Linked DNA regions of Homo sapiens: region 2 is linked to region 1. The links are chromatin loops, found by intact Hi-C in ENCODE. Cell type or tissue: IMR-90. All regions are shown on one strand. Each heading gives the region's core, and the rest is flanking DNA. Links, peaks and the distances in the headings are about the cores only. Region 1 has its middle 22 kb from the start of CFAP161. Region 2 overlaps IL16 (interleukin 16).

Evidence for each region. Peaks named below come from ENCODE experiments on the same cell type or tissue, not always from the same donor. Only the 100,000 strongest peaks of a DNase experiment are listed, where the experiment ranks them.
Region 2: it touches region 1 in a loop (8-fold over the local background); 5 of 110 quality-filtered maps call a loop at or near these places.

The regions. Positions count from the first base shown.
Region 1 is chr15:81,154,418-81,157,335 of GRCh38, reverse strand. No RefSeq gene overlaps it. Among named protein-coding and RNA genes, the nearest start is that of CFAP161, 22 kb to the right of the region's middle. In IMR-90, for the core only: a CTCF peak has its summit at 1,517 (motif pointing left); a DNase peak (open chromatin) is centred at 1,505; H3K27ac peaks cover 295 bases.
Region 2 is chr15:81,235,013-81,237,930 of GRCh38, reverse strand. The region is part of intron 2 of IL16 (interleukin 16); the gene reads right to left. Among named protein-coding and RNA genes, the nearest start is that of IL16, 40 kb to the right of the region's middle. In IMR-90, for the core only: no CTCF peak of the experiment used is centred there; a DNase peak (open chromatin) is centred at 1,700; H3K27ac peaks cover 492 bases.

The DNA of each region.
Region 1 (2,918 bases), core at 277-2,776:
ACTTGAGGGCACACCTAGGGTCACTCCCCATGATACACTACAGTATTGCTCAATCTCCAATCTTACTGATTCAATTCTAGCCAACAAAAATTCATGAAGGATTTCTGCCTGAGAGGTTAAGTTACGGGTGAAGTGTTCTGGCCCCAGATTCAGAGTGGCTGGCTCTCCTACTTACCAGCTGTGCAACACTGGGTAAGTTAATCTCTCCATGTCTCAGTTTCTACTCCAGTAAAACTCAGATAATGATGGTACCTGGCTTACAGGTTATACGTGAGAATTACATTGGTTAATGCATGAAAAAGAATGCTTAGAAGAGTGTCTGGCACATAGTACGTGCTCAATAAATGTTAGCTATGCTAATGATGGTATTTTAACCCTGGAGACATAACTTGGGATAAGTTTTCCTGCCCTCAGGGAGCTTATGGTCAAGCATGGTAGACAGAGGTAAACACACCATACAATTCAGAGTGACAAGTGCTGTAAGAGAGGAAGTACTAACTCATGTGCTCCACTGGACAAATCAGTCCACCTCTCCAAGCTTTCATTTACCTGTAAAATGAGGGAGAAGGAAGAACTAGCATTTAGCAGTATGAGCCAAGCCCTGGGCTGAACATGGGGGATGCGGATATTAAAATCATATGTGTATACCCACAGCATCTGTATTTGAGGGGCTCATAGTTAAGTGGAAGAGAGACAAATATTTAAAAATTAGAATGCAGCAATGCAAGGCAGAGATACATACAAGAGACCCAAGCAGTCTTGACAATTATTATTCTTATTGACGTAGTTCTAGACAGGATGCTCAGTGCTTAACCACACAACTCCACTTAATCTGCACAGGAAGCCTGAGAGATGGGTAATATTTTAGCCCTCTTTTTAACCTATGAAGGAATGGAGGCCCAAAGTGGTGCAATGACTTTCCAAAGACATGCAGCTGGGAAGCGAACAGTGTCCACACTGAGTTGTCTGATCCCAGAGCCAGCACTCAGAACCATGATCTCCTCCTGCTTCTCTCAAATACGTTGTCTCGTTCTATTTAATCTTCTAAACAACTCTGAGAGGGAGCTAGTAATCCTATAGAGAAAACTGAGGCTTCACGAGGGCAAAGTGGCTTAGCTGAGGATGGTAAGTAGCAGCGAGGGCTTTGAAATCACTATTCGGCACATCATGCAGGACCCCTGGACCTGGGGTTTAGGGTACAATTTCTTGGAGGGACCTCCAGGCTCCAGATGCAATGTTTATAAAAAGTCCCAAAGGGGCTGTAGGCTAACCTGAACTTCCTTTGTCGCAAACCCTAGGAATGCTGTTTTATTCAGGTTTTACACGTGCCTAATACACGGTTTTCTTTATAAAGTCAAAAAACATTGAATTCATACTCTGACCACAGTGTTTTTATGGTTTTTCCCCTCTTAGAATGTACATTTTGAAAACTGAAAACCCCCTCGTATTTTGCAATAAGCTCAATATTTGAGCAACTGCAAGTGTTGACTTGTTAGCATTATTAACATTGACATCTCGTGGCCACTTTGGAAAACTGCAAGATCAAATTGGCAGGACAGAAACCAGGCCTCCTTCCAGGTTGCAAAACCTCTTCAAGGTTCATCAGTCTCGACTTCTCAGCAGACACTGTCACCAGAGGGGGATCTGTTCAGAATTTGCCTCTGTCTAACCCCTGGGTTTAGGTGGGTCCCTTCTCCTATCTGGGCCTATCTTCCTCACCTGTAAAATGACCGGGGAAGCCAAATCAGCTGGTCCTTGTAGGTTCTGACACTCTATGGTTCTGTCATTGCCATCCAATCAGATGAAAGGAAAATGGTATCTCATTGCTGTCTTCATTTGAACATGTTTTGAAATGTTTATTGGATCCTCGAATTACTTCTTTTAGAGTTGCCAGTTTAAGCCTTTGCCTTATTTTTCTAATGGGGTGTTTACAGTTTTATCTTGCATTTGTAGGAGTTCCTTATATATTAACCAATTGACTTCTCTGCGACATCATCTCCCCATAGGAATTGAACCCAGTAATTTAGCCAGGCTCTCCTTACGCCAAGTCTTCAAGATAACTGAATTTATATTGAATTATTATCAAATATAGAAATACTTATAAATAGTTGTAGTTCTTTTTTTTTTTTTTCTTTTGAGACAGGATCTTGCTCTGTTGCCCAAGGTGGAGTTCAGTGTCATTACCATAGCTCACTGTAACCTCTAACTTCTGGGCACAAGTGATCCTCCCACCTCAGCCTCCCAAGTAGCTAGGACTACAGGCATGTGCCGCCACACCTGGCTAATTTTTTTTAATTTTTTGTAAAGATGGGTTCTATGTTGCACAGACTGATTTCAAATTCCCAAAGTACTAGGAGTACAGGCATGAGCTACACCGGGGCCTACACAGTTGCTCTTAAAAACAAAGCTATTTTCTTTTGAAACAGCTACAGACAAATAAGGAGACGTTGAGTGTATTTACTAATGGAAAAAACAGTGTCTCTATTATTTTTTGCCTTTGAAGGGATATTGGGGAAAAAAATCTGCCAAAACCCATTAATCAGACTTCAGCTTTGTTCTCCTCAGGTTTAAGCCTTTGGGGGCTTTCACCAACTGTAATTTCAGACTCACAAATGACCTCCTTCAATTACCTCATACCCCTCACTCCCAGACTAACCTTCCTTTCCTGTCCTATCTCTCCCTTGCTCAAAAATATGTGGTGGCTCCCAAATGCTCCATATATTAATATAGACTGCCACACTCTGACCCCTCTACCTCCTTCAATGTCTCATCTCCCTTCTGACCCTCTCTGCAGTGGAAGCCTTAAAGGTAGGAACACATTTACTCCCCACTGGATCCCCAGTGTCTACCTCAAGACCTGGTATAAAATAGTCAATGATGTCTGCTGGATCTGGTTGAATGCAAAAATGTCTACTGTA
Region 2 (2,918 bases), core at 232-2,731, 81 kb before region 1:
TCCGTCTCAAAATAAATAAATAAATAAAATAAATAAAATTAAAAAATAAAATAAAGAGACTGGTAGAGTGAATAAAAATTTCTAAATGACCCAATTATATGCCATCCATAAGAAACTCACTTGAAACATAACAAATAGGTTGAAAATAAAAGGATAAAAAATAGACACCATGTAAATGCTAATCAAAAATAAGTGGAACTAAATAATAAAACATTCAGATATACAAACAGGTATAATAAAGTATAAAGAAAAGCAAGAGAATAATAACCCAAAATTAAGTGGTTACCTTAGAGAGGAGTGAGAATGGAAAGGCATCAGGTAGGAACATTCAAATAATCTCAAAGTTAACGGTAAGGTTTGTTTCTTAAACTTGATAATTGACACACCGGTGTATAGGGCATCTTTATTTTTTAGAGTGTGTATACATCTTACAAATTCATTTTTATATGTTCAATATTTAATAAAATACTTTGAAGATCTTAAAATAATAAACTATGATACATGTGTGTGATGTATAGAATCTCATGCAGCCTTAAACCTTTTTTCAGACATTCTTCTAAACTGGGGGTGGAAACACAAATTGTTACAGTAAATTCCTCCTACCTGCAGCTAGTTGCCATTCTTCAATGGGAATATGTAAGTTTCTTAATTGTTTGTTGTTTCAAGCAGGGATGGTGGAAACTAAGGGTGCAGGATAAGAGGAGGATCAGGAAAAGATTTATGGCGGATGCTCCACTGAAGCTGAGCCTTAGAGGATAACTAAAACTTGGGTTCATAAAGATGAGAGTGAGGAAGATATTCCAGGCAGAGAGCCACAAGGACAAAGGCTTGGAGGCAGTAACCAGTGGGTTATATGTGAAGGACAGGGAGAAGCCTACATGGGTTGTAATGTACAAATGAAGGGCCGTATTGAGAAATAGAGTTGGAAAGGTAGATGGTTTACTACTTCTTCCCAGTTTCCTTTCTTTTTTTGAGATGGAGTCTCCCTCTGTTACCCAGGCTGGAGTGCAATGGTTGCGATCTCAGCTCACTGCAACCTCCACTTCCCGGGTTCAAGCAATTCTCCCTGCCTCAGCCTCCTGAGTAGCTGGGATTACGGGCACCCACCACCAGGCCTGGCTAATTTTTGTGTATTTCGTAGAGACAGGATTTTTGCCATGTTGGCCAGGCTGGTCTCGAACTCCTGACCTCAGATGATCCACCCGCCTCAGCCTCCCAAAGTATTGTAATTACAGGCATGAGCCACCGCGCCCGGCCTTATTCTCCTCTTCTTTTCTACCTAACACCTCTTCACTAACCAAATGAAGTTCTGCCAGAGCTAATGAAATTCAAAAGGCCAACTCCTAAAACTAGCTTTCAGGAATAGTACAAAATGTTTTCTGGCAATAAAAACAGCAACTAGAAATCACATTGAATTGGGGAGACAGTCAGCAAGTGAAGATTAATCATACCTGTGGGCAGCCCCTCCTTGCTTCCTGCACATGGACCACCCTTGCCTCCCTGCTCATCCTCCCACACACTCAGGGGATACAGCTGGCTCTGTGGGAGTCATGGAGCCCTAAGCTTCCCTCTCAGTGGCTGCTCTCAGCATCCATAAGTCGCTCTTCTGCGGCAGGAAGAGGCAGGCAGCCAAAAGATTGGGTTTCCCACTTGCCAAGAAGGCCCAGGCCCCAAAGCCACAGGCTGAGTTGCTCACAGGCAGCAAAGCAAAGGATTTTGTCTGCTGAAGGAAGGCCTTGACCACCTTTTCTCCAACCACAGCACATGCCAGAGATTCAGACGACTGATCTGACCTCATCAAATCCTGAGTCATGCTATATGAGTGGTGACACTGTCTGACCAATTACTTTGAATTTTTAAAGAAAGCAAGATTTTCCACTCTATGGAGGTCATTCTCATGTGGATAAAGCATTTCACATCTTTTTAGGAGGGCAGCTCTGAAGTGGGGACCTCCCACACATTCGGTCTCATCTGCTGCTGTCCTTCTTCCAGATCGAGTGTCCTGTAACTCCATATCCCACCCAATGGGAATGCCCAAAGCAATATTCAGTGTAAAGCCATGTGTTGATTCAAATAAACAAATGCAAGTTTGGGCCATGTGAATAGACTCTCTGCCTTAAGGGTGGTCTCATTATACCCTTTTATGGGTATAATGCCACTCCTTTCACAAACATTTATAGAGCCATTATTATGTGCCGTTCCCAGTCTCATTCAGTTCTGTGCTCCACCGTGTCGTAAAACATGGGGTTCCAGGTCTACTTTGTGACCTGCTCACATTCAACTGGAGAGAAATTGAGAAATGGGAGGCATGAGACTCCATCAGGAGAGCTTGTGCCCCTGATACAGTTTAGATGTTTTGTCTCCTCCAAATCTCATGCTGAAAGGTGATCCCCAGTGTTGGAGGGGGGGCCTAGTGGGAAGTGTTTGGGTCACTGGGGGCAGATTCCTCATGAACGGCTTTGTGCTCTTTTTGTGGTCATGAGTTCACATGAGATCTGGTTGTTAAAAAGAGTCTGGGATCTCCTCTCTCTCTCTTGCTCCCTCTCTTGCCATGTGACACAACTGTTCCCTCTTCATCTTCCATCATGAGTAAAAGCTTCCTGAGACCTCACCAGAAGCCGAGTAGATGCTGGTCCCATGCTTGTATAGCTTGCAGAATGGTAAGCCAAATAAACCTCTTTTCTTTAAAAATTACCCAGTCTCAGGTATTCCTTTATAGAAATGCAAAATGGACTAACACAGCCCCCAACCTTATCTTTTCTCTGGGTCTGTGCTATCAATGGAGAATCACACCACTGGTATGCACAGTTCAAGGCTGGAGAGGTACCAGGGTAGCTGTTTACTGGGCATGGGGGCAGTGATTAGAGAACTACAGGTGTTCACATACATGCATTTATGGCCCCTAGTGGTGATGAACA